Regions from separate parts of the Homo sapiens genome. Here region 1 is linked to region 2. A link is an interaction called in ENCODE POLR2A ChIA-PET data of the cell type or tissue named here. Cell type or tissue: PC-9. All regions are shown on one strand. Each heading gives the region's core, and the rest is flanking DNA. Links, peaks and the distances in the headings are about the cores only.

Region 1 (15,368 bases), core at 4,792-12,791, 85 kb after region 2:
CTCCCAGATATAAACTCTGGGAAAAGCTCACACATGTGTGGTGCAAGGAGATATGCACAGGATACTTATGGCAGCGTTATGTGTAATAGATAAAAATTAAAACAACCTAAATGACCGTCAACAGGAAAGTAGGTAAGTAGATTGTGTTTAGTCACACAATGAGAATATTCTATGCTGGTGCAAGTGAATGAACTAGAGATGCGTATGTTGTGGTTCAGTTCCAAAAACAAGGTTGCTAAAAATCAGTAAGTTGCATAATGATAAGTACAATGTGATAACACCACCTTTGGTAAAGTTTAAAAACAAATAAGACAATACATATGATTTATGAATGCATATGTAGTAAAATGTACAAAACATGAACAAGAAGGATATATACAACTTCTGAACAGCAGCCACCTCTGGGGAGGGCAGAGAGAGGAGAATGGATCTGGAAGAAGCGCAAAGTGGAGGTTCTATTCAATTTGTAATGTTTTATTTCTTTTCTTTTCTTTTCTTTTCTTTTTTTCTTTTTCTTTTTTTTTTTTTTTTTGAGACTGAGTCTCACTCTGTTGCCCAGGCTGGAGTGCAGTGGTGCAATCTTGGTTCACCTCTGCCTCCTGGGTTTAAGCAATTCTCGTGCCTCAGCCTCTCAGTGCTGTTAGGGTGTCAATTTTAGATCTTTCCTGCTTTCTCTTGTGGGCATTTAGTGCTATAAATTTCCCTCTGCACACTGCTTTAAATGCGTCCCACAGATTCTGGTACATTGTGTCTTTGTTCTCATTGGTTTCAAAAACATCTTTATTTCTGCCTTCATTTCGTTATGTACCCAGTAGTCATTCAGGAGCAGGTTGTTCAGTTTCCATATAGTTGTGCAGTTTTGAGTGAGTTTCTTAATCCTGAGTTCTAATTTGATTGCAATGTGGTCTGAGAGACAGTTTGTTTTGATTTCTATTCTTTTACATTTGCTGAGGAGTGCTTTACTTCCAAGTGTGTGGTCAATTTTGGAATAAGTGTGGTGTGGTGCTGAGAAGAATGTATATTCTGTTGATTTGGGGTGGAAAGTTCTGTAGATGTCTATTAGTTCTTCTTGGTGCAGAGCTCAGTTCAATTCCTGGATATCCTTGTTAACCTTCTGTCTCGTTGATCTGGCTGATATTGACAGTGGGGTGTTAAACTCTCCCATTGTTATTGTGTGGGAGTCTAAGTCTCTTTATAGGTCTGTAAGGACTTGCTTTATGAATCTGGGTCCTCCTGTATTGGGTGCATATATATATAGGATAGTTAGCTCTTCTTGTTGGAATGGTAAAGGGAATTGATCCCTTTACCATTATGTAATGGTCTTCTTTGTCTTTTTTGATCTTTGTTGGTTTAAAGTCTGTTTTATCAGAGACTAGGATTGCAACTCCTGCTTTTTTTTTTCCATTTGCTTGGTAGATCTTCCTCTGTCCCTTTATTTTGAGCCTATGTGTGTCTCTGCATGTGAGATGGATCTCCTGAATACAGCACATTGATGGGTCTTGACTCTTTATCCAATTTGCCAGTCTGTGTCTTTTAATTGGGGCATTTAGCCCACTTATATTTAAGGTTAATATTGTTATGTGTGAATTTGATCTTCTCATTATGATGTTAGCTGTTTATTTTGCCCGTTAGTTGATGCTGTTTCTTCCTAGCATAGATGACCTTTACAATTTGGCATGTTTTTGCCATGGCTTGTACCTGTTGTTCCTTTCTACATTTAGTGCTTCCTTCAGGAGCTCTTGTAAGGCAGGCCTGGTGGTGACAAAATCTCTCAGCATTTGCTTGTCTGTAAAGGATTTTATTTCTCCTTCACTTATGAAGCTCAGTTTGACTGGATATGAAATTCTGGGTTGAAAATTCTTTTCTTTAAGAATGTTGAATATTGGCCTCCACTGTCTTCTGGCTTGTAGAGTTTCTGCCAAGAGATCTACTGTTAATCTGGTGGGCTTCCCTTTGTGGTTAACCTGACCTTTCTCTCTTGCTGCGCTTAACATTTTTTCCTTCATTTTAACCTTGGTGAATCTGACAATTATGTGTCTTGGGATTGCTTTTCTTGAGGAGCATCTTTGCGGTGTTCTCTGTATTTCCTGAACTTGAATGTTGGCCTGCCTTGCTAGGTTGGGAAGTTCTCCTGGATAATATCCTGAAGAGTGTTTTCCAACTTGGTTCCATTCTCCCCGTCACTTTCAGGAACACCAATCAAATGTAGATTTGATCTTTTCACATGGTCCCATATTTCTTGCAGGCTTTGTTCATTTCTTTTTACTCTTTTCTTCTTGCTTTATTTCATTAATTTGAACTTCAATCACTGATACTCTTTCTTCAACTTGATCGCATCAGCTATTGAAGCTTATGCATGCGTCATGTAGTTCTCATGCATTGGTTTTCAGCTCCATCAGGTCATTTAAGGTCTTGTCTTCACCGTTTCTTCTAGTTAGCTATTCGTCTAATTTTTTTTCAAGGTTTTTAGCTTCCTTGGGATGGGTTCAAACATCCTCCTTTAGCTTGGAGAAATTTGTTAATACCGACTTTCTGAAGCCCAGTTCTGTCAGCTCATCAAAGTCATCCTCCATCCAGCTTTGTTCCTTTGCTGGAGAGGACCTGTGATCCTTTGGAGGAGAAGTGTTGCTCTGGTTTTTAGAATTTTGAGCTTTTCTGCTCTGGTTTCTTCCCATCTTTGTGGTTTTTTTTTTTTAAATTATACTTTAAGTTTTAGGGTACATGTGCACAACGTGCAGGTTTGTTACATATATAAACATGTGCCATGTTGGTGTGCTGCACCCATTAACTAGTCATTTAACATTAGGTATATCTCCTAATGCTATCCCTCCCCCCTCTCCCCACCCCACAACAGGCCCCGGTGTGTGATGTTCCCCTTCCTCTGTCCATATCCACCTTTGGTCTTTGATGTTGGTGACCTACAGATGGAGTTTTGGTGTGGATGTCCTTTTTGTTGATGTTAATGCTGTTCCTTTCTGTTTGTTAGTTTTCCTTTCAACAGTCAGGTCCCTCAGCTGCAGGTCTGTTGGAGTTTGCTGAAAGTCCACTCCAGACCTTGTTTTCCTGGGTATCACCAGTGGAGGCTGCAGAACAGCAAATATTGCAGAACAGCAAATATTGCAGAACAGCAAATATTGCTGCCTGATCCTTCCTCTTGAAGCTTCATCCCAGAGGGGCATCTGCCTATATGAGGTGTCATTCAGCCCCTACTGGGAGATGTCTTCCAGTTAGGCTACACAGGGGTCAGGGACCCACTGGAGGAGGCAGTCTGTCCATTCTCAGAGCTCAAACACAGTGCTGGGAGAACCACTGCTCTCTTCAGAGCTGTCAGACAGGGACATTTAAGTCTGCAGAAGTTTCTGCTGCCTTTTGTTCAGCTATGCCCTGCCCCCAGAGGTGGAATCTACAGAGGCAACAGGCCTTGCTGGGCTGCGGTGGGTTCTGGCCAGTTTGAGCTTCCTTGTCTGTTTTGTTTACCTACTCAAGCCTCAGCAATGGCAAACACCCCTCCCCCTTCCAGGCTGCTGCCTTGCAGGTCAATCTCAGACTGCTGCACTAGCAGTGAACAAGGCTCCATGGGCATGGGAACTGCCAAGCCATGCGCAGGATATAATCTCCTGGTGTGCCATTTGCTATGACCATTGGAAAAGTGCAGTATTTGGGCAGGAGTATCCTGATTTTCCAAGTACAGTCTATCACAGCTTCCCTTGGCTAGGAAACAGAAATACCCCAACCTCTTGTGCTCCCGGGTAAGGTGATGCCCTGCCCTATTTTGGCTTGCCTTTTGTGGGCTGCACCCACTGTCCAACCAGTCCCAATGAGATGAACCAGGTACCTCAGTTGGAAATTTAGAAATCACCTATCTTCTGTGTCAATCACACTGGGAGCTGCAGACTGTAGCTGTTCCTATTCAGCCATCTTGAAATGGAATCCCTACCTGAAGTGTTATCTTCATCCTGGGTAAATTGTTTGTTCAACTAATTTAATATTTAGCCTTATGATTTTTTGACATCCTCAGTTCCAGTGAGCTTCAGCTCAACTTCACTTCAGCCACTTCCAATTGTGTTGGTGACTTAGACTTGTCATCACCCAGGTCCCTTCTATCTTGAAATATTAAATGTATACATCCTACTCTCTGGCCACGAATTCTTGCTTTTCCACTGGTTTCTGCTCTATTTCCTTTTACATCAGCTCTTCAACATTACAGAGAATTCTTGTTCCCTGACCTCTCTGTATTGTCCTAATCTGTAAATCCCTCTCTCATTTTATTTCCTTCTTTATATAGCCTAGACTGCACAATATATCCCTTCAGTTACTGTCTTGTAAGTTCTTTAATTGCTTTCCTCACTTCTTTTTCACTGTACACTGTTGGGAGAATATTTGTGCCTGATCAATCCAAATGTCCTTTCTTCCATAGCTAAGTTGTGGAAAGTTGTAGAAATTCACTTAACAAATTTGGCTTTTAATGTAAATTGACTTTTGATATCACTCGTCACCTTTTCCACATGATCTTACTCAGGACCACTTCCCTTCCCCATCAACACATATTTAAACCACCAGTTGTATTAGTTTGCTAAAGCTCTGTCTTTTTTTTTTTTTTTGAGACAGAGTCTTACTGTGTCACCAGGCTGGAGTGCAGTCATGAGATCTCAGCTCACTGCAACCTCTGCCTCCCAGGTTCAAGCCATTCTCCTGCCTCAGCCTCCCAAGTAACTGAGACTACAGGCATGCACCACCACACCCAGCTAATTTTTTTTGTATTTTTAGTAGAGACGGGGTTTTACCGTGTTGGCCAGGATGGTCTCAATCTCTTGACCTCATGATCCGCCCACCTTGGCCTCCCGAAGTGCTGGGATTACAGGGGTGAGCCACCATGCCTGGCCCAACTAAAGCTCTGTCTTAATCCATTTTCTATTGCTATTAACAGAATACCACAGACTAGTAATTTATTTTAAAAAGAAATTTATTTCTTCCAGTTCTGGAGGCTGGGAAGTCCACGCTTGAGGGGCCACATCTGGCGAGGGCCTTCTTATTGCATCATAAAAAGATAGAGGGGATTACCTGTCAGGGGGGCAACAGTATGTCAGCTCAGGTCTTTTTTCTTCTCTTTATAAAGCCACCAGTCCCATAATGGAGGCATAACTTGATGACTTTATCTCATCCTAATTTTCTCTCAATGCCTCACCTCCAAATGCCATAAACATATGAATTTGGGGATTTAGGTTCCAACAAATAAAGTTTAGGAGACACATTCAAACCATAGCAGGTTACCATAACACAGCACCATAATCTGAGTAGCTTAAACAACATACATTTATTTTCTCACAGTTCTGGAAGATAGAAGTTCAGAATCAGGGTGTTTTCAGGGTTGATTTCTTCTCAGGCCTCTCTCTTTGGCTTCTAGATGGCCATCTTCTCCCTTTGTCTTCACATGGTTTTTCCTCATGTGTGTCTACATCCTAATCTCTTCTTCTTATAAGGGCATTGGTTATATTAGATTAGGGCCCACCTCAATGTCCTCATTTAACGATCATTACCTCTTTAAAGACCCCACCTCCAAATACGTCACATTCTGAGGTACTTGGGGTTAGGACTCCAATGTATGAATTGGTGGCAGGGGTTAGGCTTTGGCAGATAGACACAATTCAGCCCAGGACAGTCTTCTTAAGCCTGCTCCTTTTCCACCTCGCTCTCCCTCTTTGTAGAGGAGACAGAAATAATTATCTGGCCTCTCCCACTGCCTTATAAATCTGACTGTGAGGAGTTCTCTTCTTTCCCCACCCCCTCCTATTGAGGCAGAAATTTAAAAATAAATATGCATTCATTCACTCTGAAAGTAACAGGCAAGGCAAGGGTTAAAAAGAAAAAAACAGGTTTTCCTCTGCCTAGCAGAGGAAAGTGCAGCAAGCTCACTTCAAGGACAGTTATAAGATAATACTGTTTGAGAAGCCAAGGCCAAAGGAATGGACCCCAGACACCCCCCAGCTCCAGAGCAAGGTTGAAGGAAAAAAAAAGAAAGACAAATTCTTTTACTGTTACTCCTTTCCCAGGCTTCTTAAGCATGATTATGTTTTACAAATGTCTGTATTTAGCCACTTGTTGTTTTTCTTTCAATGCAGCTACAAGGCCACCAGCTATGCAAGGCCACAAGTTATGCTATGCTATAGATTATGTGACCTATCATATTTGATAAACGTTTGGGTTTATTTATTGTAAGTCTGCTTATAAAAACCTGTCTCTGTCTTTGTTTAATGCTCAGCTTTTTGGATGTGAGTCCACTGAGCTGGCGTGTACCTACAATGAACAATCCTTCTGTACTCTCATATCAGTCTCTCTGGTCCTCAGTTTCCTGCAACATTTTTGGTGACCACAAAAGGACCAGAGACAGCAGGTTTACTGTTTCCTTTGGCTCTGGGCGCTGGAGCCCTGGGCCTCAGGAGACCTGTGACCCCAGGTACCACTGGAAGAACTTCAGCCCGGAGAGGAAATCAGCTCTCCCCTGACCCGGCGCCCCTACCCAGCAGTGCAATGGAACCTGAAAGGAGCTACAGGACAATTTCAGAAACAGCACCCTTCAGGAACTGCGGTAAGGTTTTAGGGCCCAAGGCAGGACCTGTCCCATGGGGATGGAAGGGGAGCCTAATCACCTCCTGGGATGTGCCGAATAGTTCGACCCAGAGGGGCTGGGGGCAACAGGAGTAGCTCATCAATTCGGATGAATCTCACACCCCAGTCGACACAGGATGCGAGAGTGGCTCGCTAAGTCAGCTAGGAAACTGGAGATGGTAAGAGTGGCTCGCCACCCCAACTAGGAAACTGGAGGTGGCAAGAGTGGCTCACCACCCCAACTGGGAAAGTAGAGGGGGTGAGAGTGGCTTGCCACCCCAATTACAAACACGGGAACTGGGAGTGGGGAAGTGTGTGGAAGTGTGTGAATGGAGGGGCCTAATTAGGCTCATCAGCTGTGAAGTGGGGAGTCACAGATCTCTTAGCATGGACTGTATCCTCCAAGAACGTGTGGGGCCAACTAAGACTAGTGGTGATCTGCATATGGCTAATAGGAGCTGCCCCATAGCTCAGAGTTGCAGTGAGAATAAGGACCTCTGCAAAGCCAAGCAGCATCTGAAAACTCCCATAATAGGAGATGGTATATTCGGCCGAAATGAGAGGAACAGTGAGTGTGCAAGAGTGATTGTGCTGTGTCGTAAAGGGAGGAATGGGAGGAAAGTCATCAAAAGTTACTCCATTGGAGTACATGTTACAGAACCTTAAGAAAGATTTTGCAAGGGATTATGGACTTAAGCTAAACCCCCAAAGATTGAGAACTCTCTGTGAATTAGAGTGGCCTTCTTTTGGTGTTGGGTGGCTGACTGAAAGAACTATAGATAGGGATAATTGGCTGTGCATTTAAGGTGGTGACAGGGCTTGGAGGACAGCCAGGGTACCCAGACAAATTTCCTTAAATTGATTCATGGTTAAATATAGCACAGACAAGAGCAGCCTGGATCCAGCCCTATTTAGCAGCTTCACTGGCAGACACAGAGTTAAAGGGGAAGTTCCAGAGAGAGCAAGAGAAGCCAGTTTTGCAGGAGCTGCCAGAGGGAACAGAGATTCGTCCCAGCCTACCCCCCTTTGCCAAGGCTAACAGCCCCCCAGGAACCAGATTCAGGAGCTAACACACCCCAAGTTTCACCCCAAAGGGCAGAATCGGAGCCTCGAGAGGCCAGGGAAGGAAGTCAAGATAGTCAAGCAGGCAGTCTCAGATCTGGCTGTGCTTGAGCTATGCAAATGCCTCTCAGGGAGGTGCGAGGACCCATCTATTATTATGATCAAGGCCAGGTTCAAGGGGGCAATGAACTTTCATCTACCAGCCCTTTTCAACCACTGATCTTTTAAACTGGAAATGCCACATTCCCTCCTACACGGAGAAGCCCCAAGCTCTTACAGATCTGATGCAATCCATCTTTCTGACATGCAATCCAACCGGGCCAGACTGCAGGCAGCTCCTCCTCACATTATTTAACACTGAGGAGTGCAGGAGAGTAACATAGGCAGCTCTCTGCTGGCTAGAAGCCAATGCACCAGAAGATGCAGTGAATGCTCAGGTACGTGCTCAGAGTCAGTTCCCAGACCAAGATCCCAACTGGGACCTGGTGGATGCAACACAACTTCAGCGTTTGCAGAGGTACCAAAAGGTCGCTTTTGCAAGGGATAAGAGCTGATAGAAAGCAATTAATATAGGGAAGATTTCAAAAGTGCTTCAGGGAGGTGATGAGAGCCTAAGTCAGTGGCTTTGTGAAGTATTACAGAGACTTTGTGAAGTATTCTGGTTTTACACCCCATTTCACCCTGAGGCTGCTGAAAATCAGCACATGGTAAACACAGCATTGGAAGGGCAAGCCCAGGGTAACATCAAGCAGAAGCTGCAGGCATGAATGCCACTCAGTGTACGTTAATCAGGACCAGAGAACAAAACAGAAAAGAGCAAAAGCAACAAGTGTGGTGCCAGGCAGCTAGGCACGCCAAGGGTTAAGCCCCTTTCCCCAGCCCGGCTCTATCTGGAAAAAGAGGGGGGAGGGGGGGACCAGCACCGGGAGAAGAGCAAAGGAGATGGAAGGGCATAATTCTGACATTTTGCGGCAGGCATCTCCCAAGCCTCTGGGCCAATGATGGCCCAGGGGGACTACGGTTGTGCAGACCCCACCCAGCCCAAAAGAGTAAATGTGAGAAGGGAAAGAAGAAAGTAAAAACAGAAATCCGAAAGAAACAGGAGAGACCTACGGCAGTGTGTGCGTGGGGGCGGGGCCGGTGTCATTGCCTGGCCCGCTGGCCTTAGGAACAGGAGAACTCAGGAAGGAAAAAGGAAGCAGATTGAAGGCTTAAGAAAAAGGCCAATCTGTTGGCAGCAGTCTTTATAGAGAGATTAGCAATGTGAGAGGACGTGGACGCAAATGTGGATGTGGAAGCGGTCAAGTTAGGCAGAGATTCAAGAGCCAGACAAGGCTAGAAAGAGATTAATGTGCGGGATGCAAAAAGAAAGGACACGGGAAGGATGAATGTCCAGAAGGTAATAAAGAGAGTGGTAAATGCTGTGATATAAAGAAGTCATTGGCCAAGGGCTGCCGCACGTTAGAGGAACCAGATACTGATCTGATTGGGCTGGCAAGAGCTGAAGGGTATGAGGACTAGGACAGACCAGGCTCCTTTTCATTAAGCCTCCAGGATCCCGTGGTCACATTAGAAGTTGAAGGCAGCAGGATTCTGCCACATCTGGATCCCAAATTTCTCACTGATGGCTAAGCCACTATATAAAGTTACAAAGGTTGGGTCGGGGGAAGAAAAAGTATCCTTCCTCTGGGACACTGAACTGAGAAGGAGCCATGCCTTCATGCCTTGTGAAAAACTTGCTTATAGACTTTACCGAAATGCCCCATGCTGGAGGCTGGCAGTATATGCTAGTGTTTATTTGCACCTTTTTCATGATGGAGTGAGGCTTTCCCCACTAGGACAGAAAAAGCACGAGAAGTGACTAAAGTACTGTTAAGAGACATTATCCCCGGGTTTGGACTGCCTCTAACTTTAAAGTCAGACAATGGGTCAGCATTTGTAGCTGAAATAGTGCAAGATTTAACAAGACTGTTAAAAATAAAATGGAAGTTACACACAGCCTATCGGCCACAAAGTTCAGGAAAAGTGGAACCACGAACCGGACACTCAAGCAGCTACTGAAGAAATATTGCCAGGAAATTCATCTGAGATAGGATCAGGTTTTGCCTATGGTCCTCCTCTGAGTCAGGTGCACCCCCACCAAACAAACTGGGTATTTACCCTATGAGATTTTGTTCGGTGGGCCACCCCCAAATCATAAGTCAAATTAAAGATGATCTCCAGGAACTAGGGGAATTAACTTTAAGAAAACAAATGCAGAAATAGCCATGCAAAGTGTTCATAATTAGGTACATGAAAAAAATGCCTAAAAACCTGATACCCCTTTAAACCTGGTAACTCTAGGTTAAAAAGTAGAACCCAACTTCTCTAAGACTCATGTGGGATGGGCCCCATACAGTAATCTTGTCCTTTCCCACTGCTGTTAAAGTTGCAGCTGTTGTGTCTTGGATCCACCACAGTTGGCTGAAACCGGCAGCTCAGGACAAGTGAACCAGCCAGCAGGACCCAGACCATTTGACTCGGCTGATCTTGTGACAAGACTGAGTTGCTGCTGAGTACAACAGCCCTGCTCTGGTCACTCCAGAGGCTGACCAGTCTACACACGGGTGAAGCTTGAGGAAACAACAAGCTCTGCTCTAGTCACACACCAGAAGCTGACTAGTCTATGCACAGCTGAAGCTTGAGGACTTGTCAAGCAAGTAAATGTAGTTAGAAATCTTAGGACTAGTAGTTTTCCTGTAATACTGTTTTACTATTGTTCCGTCGCTGTGCTCAATCTTCTTCCCCAGGTAAGGACCTCTTTTGTCCTTGCTGGATATGAATATGCTGTACATTGCTTTGCTGTTGTTACCCCCCTTAACCATGCTAGAAGAATCACCCACAGAAGGGTGTCTCCACCGTACACATACTACTTGGTCAGGGAACAGCATAACTAAAACTCTATTGTACCATACTTATTATGGGTGTATGGGGAATCGCTTAGGAACTTGTACTTATAGTCAAACCACCTACTCAGTTTGTGACCCAGGAAATAACCAACTTTATGTATGTTATGACCCCAAGTTTTCACCTGGTGAATGGTTTGAAATTCGTGCAGTCAAAAGAAGGTCTCCTCTTAAACCAAACCAGGGTCCCTCCCTTTTACTGAGGGACTATTTCTCTGTATTTTGATGCTCGTTAGGTAGCATACCAAGACTCACCCATCTGTGGTAACCTACCTTTGGAAAGATACTATAGAAATAACTACAAATATGTATGCACGCCAAGAGCAACTCCACATTGTTCCCCTGGGACCCCAGAGAAAGATTGTTGGTATTGCATATCATGGCACCCTAGCCACAACAAAGGTCAATTATGCTTACCAAAATGCTGGTGGACTGCAGGTTCCTCCTTACATGTCTACATACACACATACCCAGCAACCTTCATATATGTTATCAAAAAGGGAACCCAGACCCGTCTGGCCCAGCAAGGCACAAAAATGAGGAACGCTATCTATCAGAACAGATTAGCTTTAGACTATCTCCTAGCCCTAGAAGGAGTAGTATGTGGAAAGTTCAATTTAACAAATTGCTGCCTGGAAATCGATGACAATGGAAAGGCAATTATGGAAATAACTGCAAGAATGAGAAAATTAGCCCATGTTCCAGTTCAAACTTGGAAAGGGTGGTCTCCAGATTCTCTCTTTGGAGGCTTGGTTTTTATTTTTCTGAGGGTTCAAGACTTTAATAGGAGTGGTTCTGGCCATATTAGGAAGTTGCCTAATACTCCCTTGTCTCTTACCTCTCCTTGTTAGAAGCATTCAATCGAGTATAGAGGCAATAGTAGCTAGGCAAACTACCACTCAGCTAATGGCTCTGCATAAATATCAACCTTTGTCTAAATAAGAAAACTCGTCCCTTCAGGCAGAACTAAGTAATAGTGATGCCTTCTATTAAACTTCTTTTATAAAAGGCATCAAAGGGGGGAAACTGAGGCAGAAATTTAAAAATAAATATGCATTCATTCACTCCAAGAAAAGTAACAGAAAAGGCAAGGGTTAAAAAGAAAAGAACAAGTTTTCCTCTGCCTAGCAGAGGAAAGTGCAGCAAGCTCACTTCAAGGACAGTAATAAGATAATACTGTTTGAGAAACCAAGGCCAAAGGAATGGACTCCAGATACCCCCCAACACCAGAGCAAGGTTGAAGGAAAAAAAAGAAAGACAAATTCTTTTACTGTTACTCCTTTCCCAGTCTTCTTAAGCATGATTATGTTTTACAAATGTCTGTATTTAGCCGGTTGTTGTTTTTCTTTCAATGCAGCTACAAGGCCACCACCTATGCAAGGCCACAAGTTATGCTATGCTATAGATTATATGACCTATCATTTGGTTAACTGCTTTTGTTTTATTTATTGTAAGTCCACTTATAAAAACCCGATTCTGTCTTTGTTTAATGCTCAGCTTTGTGGATGTGAGTCCGCTGAGCCAGTGTGTACCTAAAATAAACAATCCTCCTATACTCTCATATCAGTCTCTCTGGTCCTCAGTTTCCCACAACACCATAAGTGAAGGCTGTTGCTGTGCTTTGAATATTTGCATGCCTCAAGAATTCATGTCAAAACTTAGTCCCCAGTGCAACAGTGTTATGAGGCAGGACATTTAGGAGGTGATTAGGCCATGAGGATTCCACTGTCATGAATGGGGTTAATGCCTTTATAAAAGGGTTTGAGGTAGTGAGTTCCTCCCTTCTATCCCTTCTGTCATGTGTGGACACTGTGTTTGTCCCCTCCAGAGGTCGCAGCAACTTGGACACAGACAGTAAGCCCTTACCAGACACCAAATTCACTGGCTCCCTGATAGTGGGCTTCCCAGCTCCCAGAACTGTGAGATAATAAATTTCTGCTGTTTATAAATTACCCAGTCTAAGATCTTTTGTGATAGCAGCAGGAATGGACTAAGTCATAAATTGGTGCCAATGAAGCAGGAAATTTCCCTGACCTTTTCGTGGGCAGGAACTGGAGTGCATAGGCACTAGAAATAGTCAGCTGCTTTGGTGCCAGCAGAGTGGACTCCACTTGCTTGGTCCCACTGCATTCCACCCCTCACAGGAGGGGGAGCACAGGTGAGTGGGTGCAGGAGCCGGGGTGAGTGCTTTTGGCCACCGGCAGGAGCAAAACTCCATGTGGCCTCGCGGCAGCATCTATGGGGGTGCCCATTATCCCTGAAGCCCTAGAAAGAGTGTTACAGTCAGTGCTCTTTTAGCTTTGCCATTCGCGGTTGGCTTAAGTGTTAACGGCTCAGTGGAGGGTCAGTGTGACAGCCTTTTGCACTGACACTCGAGTTCTTATTCAGTGTCCAGGAGGAATAAGGTTGCACAAACAAATTGGAGATGGTAAATGTGGGGGATTTTATTGCCAATGAAAGTGGTTCTCAGTGGGAAGGGGAGCTGAAAAGTGGATGGTGTGGGAAGATAATATTCCCCTAGAGTCCAGCTGTCCCTGGCTGAACTCCTCTCCGAAGCAATGCCATCAAGCCGTCCCTTTGAAGTCAAGCTGCTTCTCTCCAATGTCCAACCATAGTCTCTGATGTCCAGCTGCTTCTCCTCTTCTCCTCCCTCTGCTGATGGGGCCTGGGGATTTTATGGGAATAGGATGGGGGGTGGGGCAGGCCATGGGAGGTTTTGGAAAAGGCAACATTTGAGTGGGAAAACAGGATGTAAACTTCTCACTTTGGGCCGTGGTATTAGGCTTTTCAGCTTGTGGGTGGGGCCCTCACCATGGATTCACCCTCTTCTGCCCAGAATTTCCCTGCCTCTTGTCACTGTCTCCAAGAAGTGGGCCATGGACTCACCCTCTTCTGCCCAGAATTTCCCTGCCTCTTGTCACTATCTCCAAGAAGTGGGATGCTTCCGTAACAAATACCTAAAAATGTGGAAGCAGCTTTGGAACTGGGTAATGGGTAGAGGCTGAACCATAAAGGGCTATTTGGATGAGGACTCAGAAGAGGGCAGCTGTGGAGAGAGCCTCAATCTTCTTAGAGATTATCTAAGAGGTCATGAACCGCATGTTGTGAACAGAATATGGACAGTAAAGGCCATTCTGAGGAGGTCTTAGATTGAAATGAGGAATACCTTATTGGAAATAGGAGGAAAGGCCATTCTTGTTACAAATTGGCACAGAACTTGGCTGAGCAGTGTCCATGTCCTAGTAGTTTGCAGGAGGCAGATGTGAACTAGGATATTTCATGGAAGAAATCTCTAGGCAGAGTGTTGAGGGTACAGCATAGCTTCTCTTGACTTCTTAGAGTAAAATGCAAGAGAGAGAAATGAATTAAAGATGGAATTTATAATTAAAAGGGAAACAGAACTTAAAGAGTTGGAAAAATCTTAGCCCAGGTAGGTTGTAAGGAAATAAAAGGTATATGCAGGAGAGAACACCAAATGGTGTGCTCAAGGGAACATTTGATAAGGAGATTAGAATGAAGAGAAGGAAGCCAGATGCTATTCATCAAGACAATGGAAGTATGCCACTGAAGGCATTTTGGAGATCTTCAAGGCTGCCATTCCCATCATAGGGCCAGGGTGCTAGAGCCTTGAGGGCAGAATGGTTTCAAGGGAAGGGCGCATGGTGCTGGAGAAGCCCAGGGAACTTGTGGGACCTCCAAACTCTCTGTCCAGGGCTGCCTCAAGTTTCTGCTCCTCACATTCTGGTGCAGCATCCCTTGGCTGCCCTGGATTGGCTGAAGTGGTGTTGGTGTGTTGGGCTGCCCCTCCAGAAGGCACAGGAATAACCCTTGGTAGTTTCCACATGGTACTAACTATGCAGGTACACAGAGCACAAGACCTGGGGGGCATGGATTCCTCCACCTAGATTTCAAAGGATGCCCCAGAGAGCCTCAGGGCCCAGGCAGAGAACTGCCACAGGAGTGGGGCCACCACAGACTGGTGGAGTGGTGGGAGTGAGGCTATCCTTAAGACCCCAGGATTGTAGAGCCACAAGTATGCAACGCCAGCCTGTGAAAGCTAAAAGGCACAAGACTACAACCCATGAGAGCTGCAGTGTGGAATGTACCCAGGAAAACCAGTGAGCTCTTTCCTTCCATTCTTTCTGCCATGTGAAGATACAATATTTGTCCCCTCCAGATGTTGCAGCAATGTAGACACAGAGAGAAAGTCCTCACCAGACACAGACTCTGCTGGAACCTTAATCTTCAACTTCCCAGCCTCCAGAACTGTGAGAGAATAAATTTTGGGGCTGGGTTGCCCAGGGCCTTGGGGGACAACCCCTGCCCCAGTGTGTCTAAAAGGTGAGACATGGAGCCAAATAAGATTATTCTCAAGCCTCAGTATTTAATGAGTAGACAGTGTTGTTTGCCTTATTGGGTTTTGGACTTACTTTGGACCTATTGCTTCTTTTTTCTTTTCTATTTCTTCCTTTTGGCAGTTCTGTAAGGAGCAGTTCATTTCAGGTTTGGAAGGCTGTTGGAAGAGACATTTTCCATCCTGGGTCAGGAGGAAGGAGGTATGGGCTCCAAGAACCCTTCCTAGCTCCCTTATTTCCAGAGGCAACTATACCTTCCTCCCTTACCAAACAATTTTTACTCTGTCAGAAAAATTTTCTTAAACTTGGAAATAGGCAGAAGAGATGACAGGGCATTTACCAGTGTAGTGGGCTTAGTTTTCTATTGTCTATTGTCTTTGGGCAAAAGTTAATGTTTGGT
Region 2 (15,368 bases), core at 2,777-10,776:
AACAAAACAGTTTATTAAGAAAGTAAAGGAATAAAGAATGGCTACTCCTTAGGCAGATCAGTGGCTTGGGCTGCTGGTTGACCATTTTTATGGTTATTTCTTGATTATATGCTAAACTAGGGGTGGATTATTCATTTATTCATGAGTTTTCTGGGAAAGGGGTGGAGAATTCCCAAAACTGAGGGTTCCTCCCCATTTTAGACCATACAGGGTAACTTCCTACATGGCCATGGCATTTGTAAACTGTCATGGGGCTGGTGGGGGTGTCTTTTGGCAGCTAATGCATTATAATTAGCGTATAAGCAGTGAGGACGACTAGAGGTCACTCTCATTGCTATCTTGGTTTTGGTTGGTTTTGGCTGGCTTCTTTTTTTTTTTTTTGAGATGGAGTTTTGCTTTTGTCACCCAGGCTGGAGTGCAATGGCACGATCTTGGCCCACTGCAACCTCTGCCTTCTGAGTTCAAGCGATTCTCCCGCCTCAGCCACCCGAGTACCTGGGATTACAGGTGTGCACCATCATGCCCGGCTAATTTTTGTATTTTTAGTAGAGATACAGTTTCACCATGTTGGCCAGGCTGATCTCAAACTCCTGACCTCAGGTGATCCATCCGCCTCGGCCTCCCAAAGTACTGGGATTAGAGGTGTGAGCCACTGTGCCCAGCCTGGCTGGCTGCTTTAGTGCATCCCGTTTTATCAGCAAGGTCTTTGTGACCTGTATCTTGTGCTGAACTTCTATGTCATTCTGTCACTAAGAATGACTTAACCTCCTGGGAATGCACCCCAGTAGGTCCCAGCCTTATTTTACCCAGCCCCTATTCAAGATGGAATTGCTCTGCTTCAAACACCTCTGATAATACCTCACAGGTTGTTAAGATAATTATGTGGGAAAGTACCTGAGGATGTGCACCACCAGGACTGGTCTAGGAGTTCTTGGACCTGGCCTCCCTTCATTCCTTTCCTCTAGCTCCAGGGAGTTGGTGGTTATGGAGCTACTATGTGGCTCTCTGGCAAAGTTTCTGGGCTCAGAGCCTCAATCCCCAAGCACTGTGGCCTCTCAGAGCCTTTGGCTTGGTGCTTCCAGTCCCCAGTACTCTCCCTGGGGCTCTGGGGTAGGAGGCTGAATGCCAGGCCAGAGACCCCTTTGAGTCCTCATGGCTGGCATCTCCAGGCTGGGGAAGATGGAGAGGGTGCTTGTTTCCCGATCTTTGCAGAGTGGAAACTGGCTCAAGTCCCACACCCTGACTCAGCCACCCAATGTCTTCTGCTTCAAGGTTTCATTCTTTCTGGATGCCATTACCTGTCAGGAAAGGGGACAGGGATTGGCTATAGGTACTTCAAGCTTAAGCCTTGCATTGATTCACATAGGGCCTTAGCTTGCCAGAAAAAAAGGGCCCTGCTTAGAGGTGAATGTACAGGTGTTGAAGATGACATATCGACTCCCTGCACAATTCTGCCAACCCTAGCCCTGATTGTCTTCACTTGTCTACACACAGAGGCTAGGTTGTCAGTCCTGACCCAACTGAAACCAGTGATTCTTGACAGTAGAGAAGATCTTTTCTCTGGCAGGGCATATATTCCAATAGAGCTTCATAAATAGGAAAATCCACCAAGAGTACAATTATAAGAGGTGGAGAAAAGCCCACAGTTAGAGGATAAACTTGAAGGGGCCAACAAGAGAGATTTGTGCCAACAGCAGACATAGCTGTCTAGATACAATTAACAAAGGATTTGAGCTCCAAGCACTTATCAGAGACTCTCCCATGGCACTGCTCATTAAGTTTTATACATGGTAGTTGCTGACCGAATGACAGCACAAAAGACACAGACGGAAGGAAAAACACTGGGAGGAAGTGCTTGTGGAGGGAGACAGGCCTGTGTACAGCCTAGACTGTGGGACAGGTGGGAAGCATTGCAAACAGAAGGCATGGCAGGAAGCCCACTTATGCTGAACACGCACAAAGTCAGTGTCCCAGTCTTTGCGTGTCCCATGGCTATACCAACACATCCCAGGGTTGTCTGCCTTTTGAGTTTTCCCCGTGGCATGACACTCCTAATTCATGTTTAGGTTGTGGCCAACTCTGACTCACAGCTTTTCTTCTATTATTCTTGTACTCAGCCACTTGAGCACCAACCTACACTTGTGGGATATGACTTTCTAGCTCTATTTTTAGAAGAGTAACATCATTCTGAGAATGGAGGGGTCATCTTGCAGTTTCTTCTCCCCATAGTTGTCATGGTCAATCTTTTACATGAAAATTAGATGTGTCACTTCTGTGTTCAAACCCACTGCTCAGAGTAACAGCTAAGTCCTCATCGTGACTCAAAGCCTAACCCTCTCTGAGTTAGTTCCTATCCCTCTCTTTCAGCCTATTTACTCCAGGTACACTAAGCCTCCTTGCTGTCCCTCGAACTATGCCAAACACTCTCCTACCTCCTGCTTCTGCCTTGGTTTTTCCCACTGCCTGGAACATTCTTCACTCTCACTTATTTAAGCCTCTGCTCACTTGTCAACTCTTCAGAGAGGCCATCCTGATATGGGCCAGAGAAAAAAATCACTCACATCCTGCACTCCCTGTCCCCCTCACCTTGTTGTATTTTTCTTCAGAGCACTTCTCAGCACCTGCCATTTTTATGTCTACTTGTTTATTACCTGTCTCTCCCACAAGAATATAAGCACCTTGAAGGCATTTTTTTAACTCACTGCTGTATCAATACCACCTAGAGTAGTGCCTAGCACACAGGTGGTGGTGAATAAATATTTGCTGGATTAATTAATGTCATGAAGACGTTTAAAACACCCACAATCCTCTGTGCTCACAAGACAGCTCTTGGAGGGGCATCCCTGGTAATTCACCTGTGCTTGCTTACCCACAAGAATATCTGCAGGAGCAGGGAACTTCAGCCAGTGCCCAGGTGTGTTCTGTAATCAGAGGCAGGGCCAGGAAAGTGCAGTGTAGGGAGGGAGAGAGTCAGGAGGGAAGGTGGCTACCCCCGGGTTCCATGTGTTTGCCAACTGGGAGGATTGACAGTCCTGACACGGGCAGAGCCATCTCCATGCTTCTCTCCTGCATCACAAGGGACTGCCTCAGACCCTGCCTCTCACAAACTCTCACAAGAGGAGGCTGTGTCTTGTCTGCCTCCAGCTCCCGGGCCCCTGCCACCCCCTGAGGATGACTTCTGGAAGTTCCTCAGCTCATCACCCTCTTCGCAGGCATCCTCTTCACCTCTCAGCAGTGGCAACTGCTGCTCCCCAGGACCTTCTTCCTGAGCTTCTTTTCCCTTCAGTGTGGGGACACTCCTAATTTGCCTCTTCAGTCTTTGACTTCTCCCTTTTGGCTTCCTTTTCTTCTTCCCCTCCCTAAAATGGAAGGATTTCTGTGTCAGTCAGAGTCCAAGCAGGAAAACGATTCCATGCAAGGCATTTCTTACAGAAGGGATGTATTCAGGGAATTGACTACTCCAGTGTTGGAGGGTTGGAAGGGCAAATGGAGATGCTGCAGTGACCAGATATGGTAACTACAGGAGTTCCTTCTCAGGGCTGGAGGGACAGAAGAGAAGAAGTGGGGCCACCAGAGCCTCCAGGCTCAGCCTTGCCTGGCCCATGTTCAGACCACAGAATGAGGATGCATTGTGATGGGGTTGAGCCTCTGGGGCGCTGGTATCTCCAGGAGGTGCAGTTCACCTGCTGCCAGGAGTGTCTGAAGAATTGGGAGCTAGCACGGGCAACCTATTGCCCATAGGCCAAATCCAGCTGCCACCTGTTTCTCCATGGCCCACGAGCTAAGAATGTTCTTCACATTTTGGCCAGGCACGGGGCTCACGCCTGTAATCCCAGCACTTTGGGAGGCCGAGGCGGGTGGATGGTCTGAGGTCAGGAATTCGAGACCGGTCTGGCCAATGTGGCAAAATCCTGTTTCTACTAAAAATACAAAAAAAAAAAAAAATTAGCCAGTCATGGTGGTGCACACTTGTAGTCCCAGCTACTTGGGAAGCTGAGGCAGGAGAGTTGCTTGAACCCGGGAGGCAGAGGTTGCAGTGAGACGAGATTGCGCCACTCCACTCCAGACTGGGTGACAGAGCAAGAGTTCATCTCAAAAAACAAGCAAACAAAAAAAGAATATTCTTCATATTTTAAAAATGGCTGAAAATAAAACCGAAAAGGAAGATATATCTCATGGCACATGAAAATTATAAAACACTCAAACTCCAGTGTCCATGAATAAAGTTTTATTGCAATGTGGTCATCCTTATTCATTTATATATTGTTTATGTCTGCTCTTGCAGTACAATGGCAGAGTTGAGGAGTTATAACAGAGACCATATGGCCTGCAAAGCTTAAACTACTTCATGTCCAGCTCTTTACAGAAAAAGTTTGCTAAGCCCTAGGCTAGAGTCCTCCTGGAGGGACATTGACAGGAGCTGGAAACAGGAGGAAAACCCTTCTCTCACCCTATGTCCTTCAGCCACGTCTCAGTGCCTCTTAGTAGCAGAATTGAATAGGAAGCCAGCTGGCAAGAGAGAGTCTGGGAAAGGCTGTTGGCAGTCCCTTGGCCCTCACACCACAGGGGAGGGTGGCATGGGCCCAAGAGGCAACAGGCAAACAGCACAACTTACAAGTATCTTATACTGGCCTTTTCCTCTTCTGTCTCTGCCCTCCCTCCCTTAGTAATCCTATCCACAGTCATGGCTTCTATCACATCTCTGTAGACAATGCACACATCCATGGCTCCATGCTTGAATTCTGTTATCAGTCTTGCATTTCTAACTGCCTTCTTGACAACTCCATTTAGAAGGCTTCCCTTCATCTCAAAGTCACCATGTCAATAGGTAGAATTCATATTTTCTATCAAGCTTGTTTCTTCTCCTCTGTTACCTATTTTTGTTGGCAATGCCACCATTGTCCCTGGCTTCATGTTTGGATCCTCTCTGTCTCTTTTCTCTCGTGTCAAAGCATTTAGAAAGACCAGATCTTTCTCTGTAAGACTTCGCAACTATTCTCTACTTTCCCTTCCCAGCACCATCACCTGGGGTTGTGCCACCATTACCTCTTGCCTGGATTATAGATATGACCTCATAATGGGTATTACCCTACACAAGTTTCATTCCAATTCCTCTCACACATAGTTGCCAGATTAATCTTCTGAATCATCAGATTCAAAGTCCTTTTGGTTTCCCTTTGTTTATGCATTGGCCAGAAATTCAAAATTTTATACAGTTCTGTATTAGTTCATTTTCACGCTGCTGATAAAACATACCCAAGACTGGGTGATTTATAAAGAAAAAGAGGTTTAATGGACTCACAGTTCCATATGGCTGGGGAGGCCTCACAGTCATGGCAGAAGACCAAGGAAGAGCAAAGGGACTTCTTACATGGTGGCAGGCAAGATAGAGAGCCATGCAAAAGGGGAAGCCCCTTATAAAAACATCAGATCTCGTGAGACTTATTCACTATCATGAGAACAGTATGGGGACATAGCCAAACCATGTCATTCTACTCCTGCGGTTTTGCAAGGTACAAAGTCCCTCCCGGCTGCTTTTATGGGCTGGTGTTGAGTGTCTGCGGCTTTTCCAGGTGCATGGTGCAAGCTGTTGGTGGATCTACCATTCTAGGGTCTGGAGGATGGTGCTCCACTAGGCAGTGCCCCAGTGGGGACTTTGTGTGGGGGCTTCAACCCTACATTTCCAGGCCCCGACTGCTGTGTATGGAAATGCCTGGATGTCCAGGCAGAAGTTTGCTGCAGGGGCAGGGCCCTCATGGAGAGCCTCTGCTAGGGCAGTGCAGAAGCGAGATGTGGGGAGGTACAATTCAAGATGAGTTTTGGGTGGGGACGCAGCCAAACCATATCAAGTCCCAGTGACTACAGTTTGGTTTTCCAAATTTGTTTCCTATTTCTTTCTTTCCTGTCCTCTTCCTTTCCAATACTTTCATATAGCCTCTTGTTCCTTCAGGTTCTGTGCACTTTATTTATACTCTCCCCTCTGCCAGAAATGTTTTTGGTACTTTTTAGGATTAGGTTAAGTTATGAGTGAGAGAAAACCCAGTGTAAGGGGCCCATTGAGGTTGCACCAGAGCCCCTGTGACCCGTTTAATCATCTCCCACAGCTTCTGCACATCGAGAGAAGCAGGGGCAGCCTTTAGCTGAACTAGGTAACAGCCTAGTTCCATTGTCTGAAATCTGGGCAAACTGTGAGGTGTAGTTTACACTCCAGAACTGACCTTTGGGACCAGGCTAAGGCTGGGGCTTTGCTGAAACATTCCCTTGCTTGTCCTCCTCCCTTCCCTGTCTTACTTTCCACACTCCCTTACTGGTTTCTCCTGGGAGCATTTTTTTAATTTTTATTTTTGAGACAAGGTCTCACTTTGCCACTAAGGCTGGAGTGCAGTGGCATAATCATAGCTCACTGTAACCTCAAACTACTATGCTCAAAGGAACTTCCTGCCTCAGCTTCCTGAGTAGCTGGGACTACAGGCACACATGACCTGATCAGCTAATTTTTAAATTTTTTGTAGAGACAGGGGTCTCACTATGTTACTCAGGCTGGTCTGAAACTTCTGGCCTCAAGCAATCCTCCTGTCTTGGTCTCCCAAAGTTCTGGGATTATAGATAGGAGCCATTGCTCCCTGCTGGGAGCATCTGTTTAATAAACTACTTGCACATAAAGCCTTGTCTTAGGATCTGCTGTGGTAACCCAACCTAAGACACTTGTAACAGTGGCTTAAACAAGACTGTAGCGGGCCTCATATCGTGCCTTCGTGATCAGACTGCCTCAACATTGTAGTCCACATCCTCAACATGTGCCTTCTGAGGCCAAAGATAGCTGCTTTGTCTCCAGTCATCAGAGTCATGTTCTAGACAGCAGGAGGGAGACAAAGAAAGGAGGTGGGCATGCTCCTTCCACTTGAGAACACCTCATGGAAGTTTCATCCCTGACTTCTCTATAACCTTTTATGCAGAACATGGTCAGGTAGCCGTGCCTGGCTGCAAGGGCAGCTGGGAAATATAGCCTTTATTCTCAGTGGTCAATTGCACAGCTAACATTTTGGAATATGATTACTGTGGAAGAAGAGGAAACAGACATTAGGAGACAACTTGTAGTTTCAGTTACATGCTCCTTCTCATCTCTGCCTGTCCAGAGTCTTCCAAACCCAGTGCAAATGCCACTTTCACCTCAAATCCTTCCTTGAGCTACTAGTTAAAAGTTATCACTCCCTCATGGCACTTTGTGTGCCCTTTCCTTGTGACACCGCAGTTTTTCTACCTGGCTTGTAGTTACTTAAATATGCCTTCCCCACAGGACTGTAGACATCTTTAGAGTAGAGGGCAAGCTTCAGTGAATTTCTGAGTTGAAAATTGAAATACTACAATCCCATACTCTGGAGAGTGTGGTTTTGGAGCCCGACCAATCTGGTTCAAAGGCAAGCTTTATCTTTAAACCAGTTATACAACATTCATTTGCTTATTCTACAAATATTTATTGGTGCTTCCCCTCTGTCGGGCACTATTACAGGTGCTGGAAACTTGGTGGAGAACAATACAAATAAGCACCCCACTCCCATGAAGGTCATAAAGGATGAGGGTTAAGAGCACAGATTCGGCCAGGCACGGTGGCTCATGCCTGTAATCCCAGCACTTTGGGAGGCCAAGGTGGGCAGATCACCTGAGATCAGGAATTCGAGACCAGCCTGGCCAATGTGGTGAAACCCTGTCTCTACTAAAAGTACAAAAATTAGCTGGGCGTGGTAGCACACGCCTGTAATCCCAGCTATTCAGTAGGCTGAGGCAGGAGAATTGCTTGAACCCGGCAGGTGGAGGTTGCAGTGAGCCGAGATCACGCCACTGCACTCCAGCTTGGGCGATAAGAGCGAGACTCCGTCTCAAAAAAAAAAAAAAAAAAAAAAGAGCACAGACTCCATAGCCAGACTGCCTGGGCTTGCATCCCAGCTTCACGACTTACAAGCTGTGTGACCATAGATAAGTTACCTTGCCTCTCTGTTGCTCAGTTTTATCTTCTGAAACACAGAGATGTTCAGAGTGCAACTTTTCAGGATAGTGGTGGAGACTAAGTGAGTTTACACATATAAAGTACTTAGAACAGTGCCTGGCACAAAATAAGGACTACGTAAGTGTTAGTTATTAGTATAAGCTTGCAGAGCTTACATTCCAGTAGGTGAGGAAATAACCTAAACAAACAAACAAAAAATATTAGGCAGGTGATAAGTGCCATGAAGAAAATAAAAGAGAAAAGTGGGAGAGAGCGCTGCTGAGGATCTGTCTCATACCAGGTGAACAGGGAATGTCTCTATGAGGGTTGACATTTAACAGCAATGAAGTGTTTGTGGGAAGAGCTTTCAAGGGCCAGCAGATACAGGGACTGTGAAGGCAGGCCTGACCTGGCCGGCTGGAGGCTGAAGCACGCAGGTGGAGGGGAAAGTGCAGTAGGATGGTCTGGGAAGAGCTTGGGGCCAGACACCGTGGGGGCTCTGTAAGTTGGGGAAATAATTTGGATTTGATTCTTAGTACAATGGCAAGCCATTGCAGAGTTTTAAGCAGTGGAGACTGATGTTTAAAATGCTAATGCTGTCTGCAGGTGGAAAGAGAATAGCTTGTGAGAGTGTATGAGTGGAATGAAGTGGTCAGATGAGAGAGCGCGGCGGAGATGGAGAGAAGCGGAGAACTTGATGCATATTTTGGAGGCAAAATCAACAAGATTGGCTGATGGATTAAAAGCAGAAGGTAAGGTGAAGAGAAAACTCAAGGGACACTCAAATTTTTGGCTAGAACACTTTTCGGAGATGGGGAGATGTAGAGAGAGAGGTGGGTGGGAATCAAGAATTCTACTTTGGTTACATTCAGTTGGGCAAATCACTTCAGCTCTCTAGGCTTCAGTTTCCTTATCTAGAGTAGGAAAATAATAATAATAATGTCCTCTTCTGTGGACAGAAGAGCACTGTGGTTAAGGGAAGAGAAGCCTGGGCTGTTTACTAGCTATGTGACCATGTGCCAATTACATTATCTCTCTGTGTCTCAGTTTCCTCATCTGTAAAATCAGAACAATCCTAGTACCTATCTCAAATGGTTGTTATGAAGAGTAAAAGATTTAATATTTACAAAGTGCCTAAAATAGTTTCTGGCACATGGTAAAGCTACAGTAGAATCATAGATATATAAAAACAAATAGGGTAGGCCGGGTGTGGTGGCTCATGCCTGTAATCCCAGCACCTTCAGAGGCTGAGGTGGGAGATTGCATGAGGCCAGGAATTCGAGATTAGCTTGGGCAACATAGCAAGACCCTGTCTCTACAGAAACTTAAAAAATTAGCCAGTTGTGGTGGTGCACGCCCATAGTCCTAGCTACTTGGGAGGCTGAGGCAGAATTGCTTGAACCCAGGAATTCGAGGTTGCACTGAGCTATGATCATGCCATTGCGCTCTAGCCTGGGTGACAGAGCGAGACCTCATCTCAAAATGCAAACAAAAACAAATAGGGTAGAATTGAACCTTGTATTAGATAAGTGGCTCACCTCCACAAGCTAATCATTAACCATTGTTAAACAAAGAAAGAAAGAAACACTTGTCCCCTCTGGAATATACTAGAGAGATCTGCCCAATTCCACATAATCTCTTCCAGAAAATGGAAGAGGAGGGAATATTTCCCAATTCATTTTATAAAACTTGTTTTATGCTGATATTAAAACCAAATAAAGACAGTACAAAAAAAGAAAAAGGAAAGCTACAGTCCTATATCCCTCATAAATGTAGATGCAGAAACCCTTAACAAAATATTAGCAAATAGAATTCAGCAGTTTATAAAAAGCAGTATATACCATGACCAATCATGCAAGTCTCATTCAATATTCAAAAATCAGTCCATGCAATTTACCATACTAACAGGCTATTTTTTCTTCTAAATGTTTTATAGTTTTATGTTTCACCTTTAAGTCTGTGTTCCGTTTTGAGTTAGTTTCTGTGTAATGTGTGAGGTTTATGGGGAGGCTGACTTAATCAACACTCCTGATACTGGAACCCAGGAGGGAGTAAAGGGAGAGGGAAGGCAGGAAGGAGCACAGGGGGTGGAGGAGAGTCCTGGGGATGTTCTGTGTTTTATATTGTGAAATGAACACCTTACCAATTCCTAGAAAAATAAAATAACGTATGACTTGGCAACAGTTTGTTGAATCAATAGCTAGGATTTACAGACAGAATATATCCTCAGGAAAGAAGGGGATGGGGGGAAAGGCTCCTGAAGGTCCTTGGCATGCAGACTTGGAGGACATACCATCAATCTTTCCATGAATTAACCTCTAGTTTCCAGGAGCCTGAGCTGTACTCACCTGGTGAGGGCTTGGGGGTGGATAGGAATTGACAGACCCTTGTTTATGTATAGTGTCCCAGAGGAAGAAACTGGAGCTCTTTGCCTGCTGACAGGGGATGGTGGGAAGTGGGTGGCTGTGTGGGAGTGCTCTCTGGGTCATTTTCCTCAGGGCAGGGTGATGGGGATCTGGGGGAAGCTCTGTCCGGGGGCTTGGCTATTTGTCCTGCTCTGCATGGGAATGCCCAGGCAGTCCCAGATGCCCCTAGGGCAATCTCGAACCTACTGCTCTGCCCCTCTGTTGCCAAGTGGGCAACTCAGACCTGGGAGGTTAAGGGTGGGAAGGCATTATAGGGGAGAGGGTCATTTGGGTTCAGGAAGGTGGGCAGGTACAGGTTAGGAAACAGATTAAAGGCTTAGTGAAAATGGGAGGCCCTCTAAATGAGTCCCTGGGAGTTTGGGAGTGATGGCGCCAGATTCCCTTCTCTCATCTTTTGTAGGGCAACAGACTGCCTCATCTTGCCATCCTATACCACCCAAGGGGTGTGAGAGCCAGGGTGGGACATACAGGTGATACAAATAATTTGATGAGTGATTGTGTCATTGAAAAGTGGCAGCCCCCAGGATTTCTTTCACTGACTTTCTATCCAGCAGGCCTTCAGTGATGTCAATGTATAAAGTTTTATTATCTCTCAGCCTTTGTGTGGGCTTCTCCAGCTAACGCGATACAATAACTTACCCTGGCCTTCTCCCAGCTCTGGCATGGGGTGGCCAGAAGTATTTGGGGCCAGACATGTAACATATGGGAAAGGAAAGGAGAAAGGGCTGGCTGCGGTGGCTCACGCCTGTAATCCCAGCACTTTGAGAGGCTGAGGTGGGTGGATCACATGAGGTTAGGAGTTCAAAACCAGCCTGGCCAACATGGTGAAACCCCATCTCCACTAAAAATAAAAAATTAGCCTGGTGTGGTGGCAGACACCTGTAATCCCAGCTACTCAGGAGGCTGAGACAGGAAAATCGCTTAAACCTGGGAAGCAGAGGTTGCAGTGAGCTGAGATTGTGCCACTGCACTCCAGCCTGGGCAACAGAGAAAAACTCCGTCTCAAAAAAAAAAAAAAAAAAAAAAAGAGGAGAGAGAGAGTTATCATCCTATCACTGCTTGCTATGTTCCAGGTATGCTGCTAGGTGCTTCACAGGTACAAACCACTGCAACTCATTGGAAGATCTCATTGGAAGAATCAGGCAGTTGTCAAGTTCATGATGGCAGATACAAATTTTTCACAATTCTTAGTTTCGCTGGAAAGTTCAAATTTTATTACTGGCAGCAAATATCGTCAACTAATTTTCTTGAAGTGAGATTCTCTTTGCATTTCTAAGAAAGTGCCTGCAAAATACTCAGACCTGAATAATCATAGTTTGTCATTCTTTCCACTAAAAATCGTGTTTCATAAAAAATATACACAGTTCAGCTATCTTGCATGGTTGCACGAGTACTGTTTCTTGAGATACCATTGTTCTTTAGTATGCAGCAGAAACGTTTAATGTATACTTCCCATTTCTTCACAAAGATTGTTGAAAAGACATGTTCTCTTGAATCAAGATTTAAGAAAATAACTGGAAGTGAAACTGGCTTTTCCCCCTCATTGCAAGTGTGTGGCATTAGGGAATAGAATGACGACTGGGACAGTTTGGTGCCACTGCTTTGATTTGTGCTAAATGCCAGCAGTTTTACCCACCATTGCTTTTGTGTCATCGAAGAAAATATCAGAACTGTTGTTCTAGAAAAAACCATGAAAATAAAAAAAGTCAGCACTGAAAATTTTACCACCCTTTGTGTTTTTTTTTTTTTTTTTTTTGCCAAGTATTCCCATAAAAGAAAATGATTAGTTGGTGCTGACACTGGAGGAATACAAGAAAACAGCAAGTCTCCATGTGTGAGGCAAAAGTGCAATTATGTAGACAAGAGGTTAACTCAGTCTTCATGTTTGCAGCTACATGTTTAATTTGACGAGTGATTGTGTTGTTGAAAAGTGGCAGCCCCTAGGATTTCTTTCACTGATTTTTATCCAGCAGGCTTTCAGTGATGTCAATGTATAAGGCTTTATTATCTCTCAGCCTTTGTGTGGGCTTCTCCAGCTAATGCAATACAATAACTTACCCTATGAGAAGCTTCAGTAACTTTTTCATGGCCAGTTTGAAAATCTAACAATTTTTGGATTTTAAAGAGCTCACCATATCTACATTTAAAATGCTTAATTCGTTTTTCTCTAAACTCTAAATGATTGGTCTCAAAGTGATGCTGCAACTAACTATTAGAGTAAACAAATAAGTTTAGTAATAGTATTGCTAAAATACTCTTCAAAATATTCTGTTGAATAAGACATAATAAGTTGAATTATTACTATACATATAGATGAGGGAAATATAGATTTCATTATATTTTTGGTTTTTATTTAGTTTTTCACAGTTTCTTCAGAGTATATCCCTCCCTTCCGCTAGTCAGACAACTCCCTGATATGCCAATTTCATCTTTAAAAACTTTATTATTTATTTATTTTATTTTTAAATTAAATTGATATAAAAAATAAATAGAGGTGGGGTCTTGATGTGTTGCCCAGGCCAGTCTTGAACACCTGGACTCAAGCAATCCTCCCACCTTGGCCTCCCAAAGTGCTGGGATTACAGGTGTAAGCAACTCCACCTGGCCTAATTTCATTTTTTTTTTCAGTATTTTTATACTGGGACGGTGCACCTGTGGGTTGAGAAAGCAAATCTAATCAATCCATCTTATGCCAATGATAAATCCTTGACTATAAGAATAAATATATTGTAAAGAAATGGTCTAATAACAATTTTGGTTAAAATTACACAATTCATTAGGGTTTTAAAAACATTTAAAAAATGCTATTACAAAACAAGACAAAGTGTATTGTTTCTTGTGTTTTCAGATGTAAGAAAAACTTCAGAATTTCAAAATAAAAATTTATTAGATAATAGTATTGCAATTATAGCAGGTATAACTGAAGACAGCTAGGAAGAACACGGTAAGAACACAAGAAGAAACTGAGTTGTCTCCAAACAAGCATATTTGTATACCCTAAATCTACTTCTTTAGAAAAATTTGGAAAACAGTGTATACATACACATTTCATTAGCTGTCAGAGCAGTGGTGTCATCACTTGCCAAGTAGCCTCTGGAAAACTCCACTGTATGTTTGTGAGAGAGTAAGGGTGTAAAAGGCAAATAATGTCCTACTTCTATTATGAAAGTAATTTTGACCTCTTGGAACCCTACAAAGGGTTCCCCAAGGGGTTCCCTAACCACACATTGATAACTGTTAAACAAGGGTAATATTTATTCTGTGGAATGTTAGGCAGCTTTACAAAGCAATGAGATAGATATATATTGCCATGCAAAAAGTTGTACAACAATGCAACAGTGTTTACAATATGATACACACGCACACAAAGAACAAGCCTACATATTCTATACTTACATATATATATTCAAATGCATAGAAAAGCTCTAGAAGAACACACTATTAACTGTGCTTACTTTTTGGAAGAGTACAGGGATCTGGTGGCTTAATGTTGGAGAACTTTTGCTTTATCTATATTTTGTAAATGGTTACAGGGAGAATGTACTCATTACTGGTGTCATTTAAATCTATTTTATAAAGGATATTTTGTCTTCACTTTTCTTCTGGATGATGTACAAAATTTATACAATTTTGATATTTTTTTCAGATCAATTAATTGTTACTGTTCTCTGGAAAATCCTTACTAGGGCAAAGGAGTATGATTGCTAGATAAAATACAGAATACCTAGTTAAGTTGGAATTGCAAATAAAACACAAATCAGTTTTTTTTAAATGTAAGTATGTCCTATGCAATATTTGGGACATACTTATACAAAAAGGTTATTTGTTGTGTACATGAAATTCAAATTTAACCTGACATCCTGTATTTTGATTTGCAAGTCTGGCAACCTTATAAAGGGGACATAGGGAGGTGGCCCTTTAGTGCCAAGATGTGGAGTAGAACCCAGATCCATTGGCAACTTACTGATGTTAACCGAAGTGTATTGTATGCCACCTTTGACAGTCAGAGCTCACTAGAGGATAAGGAAGCTCTGACAGGAGGATAAGGAAGAATAAGGAAGGAGGATAAAGAGGATAAGGAAGCTCTGACAGGCGGATAAGGAAGCTCTGACAGGAGGATACTGGGGGCAAAGTCATGCAGGCAAGCCAACTTTTCTCCTGATAAATGCCTCTATGGCTGGTCAAGTTAGTGAGATACTATGATAATGGGAGTGGGGACTGAGTTGGAGGGAGGTTGTAAAATGTTGCAACTGGCATTTGGGCTTCATGTTTACAAATGAACAAGTCTTGCACAAAATGTAGCCCTTGGAGTTGTGCTTGCATAACTCTCCTGTAGCCACCATAAGGTTGGTAATATTCCCTGTGTTTCTGGGCTCTAATAAGGCCCCTATCTTTCTACATTACCCCATGGCTATCAAAGGCTGTGGCTACTAAGGGGGATTTCCTTAAGATGGTAAAAGGTTATTGCAAGAACTTTCTTTTCCACCTTCTTTTCTTCCCCTCAGGGGGATGTACATATACCACTTCCTCCATTTCTTGTTTTCCACACTTTTTTGTCTTATAGAATTTCACCCTAGTCAATACTTTCTCAAATGTATAAACCCTTAGTTTTTTTCCTTAGGGTTTCTTCTTCTTTTCTCAGTTTTTTACCTCTTTTCTCTCTTTCAGATTTTGCCATAGAGAAATCTCTTGCTTTTCAATCTCTCCAATTTGGGAACCAACCAACCAACCAGTCTACCAACCAGCCAACGAACCAACTACTCAACCGGTCAACTGACTCCTCCCGGAGACAAAGATTGGAGAATTGCTTGAATCTGGTACAAAGACTAAAGCAAAGTAATACTGTATCATGCACAGACCTCAACTCTGTGAAGACAGTCCCTCATGCTGTAGGAAGTCAGCCTTGAATATCTAGGCTTAGGGGAGGCTGAGAAAGGTCACCACTGGAGAAGTAAGCG

What was found. Peaks named below come from ENCODE experiments on the same cell type or tissue, not always from the same donor. Only the 100,000 strongest peaks of a DNase experiment are listed, where the experiment ranks them.
Region 1: POLR2A ChIA-PET joins it to region 2 with 23 read pairs; 2 of 35 experiments call an interaction of 5 or more read pairs at or near these places.

The regions. Positions count from the first base shown.
Region 1 is chr14:23,686,761-23,702,128 of GRCh38, forward strand. It overlaps LOC105370408 (a long non-coding RNA gene), which reads left to right and starts at 5,971. Exons shown (of 3, transcript XR_943609.2): 1 at 5,971-6,212; 2 at 6,346-6,586; 3 at 10,097-12,174. It overlaps LOC105370410 (a long non-coding RNA gene), which reads left to right and starts at 12,711. Exons shown (of 4, transcript XR_943617.3): 1 at 12,711-12,771; 2 at 14,791-14,954; 3 at 15,092-15,169. It overlaps LOC105370409 (a long non-coding RNA gene), which reads right to left. Exons shown (of 6, transcript XR_007064083.1): 4 at 15,044-15,126; 5 at 13,780-13,947; 6 at 13,037-13,278. RefSeq lists an enhancer at 7,618-8,134. In PC-9, for the core only: no CTCF peak of the experiment used is centred there; a DNase peak (open chromatin) is centred at 7,961; H3K4me3 peaks cover 1,599 bases; H3K27ac peaks cover 4,582 bases.
Region 2 is chr14:23,604,125-23,619,492 of GRCh38, forward strand. No RefSeq gene overlaps it. Among named protein-coding and RNA genes, the nearest start is that of DHRS2, 25 kb to the right of the region's middle. RefSeq lists an enhancer at 2,065-2,274. In PC-9, for the core only: no CTCF peak of the experiment used is centred there; a DNase peak (open chromatin) is centred at 7,457; H3K27ac peaks cover 726 bases.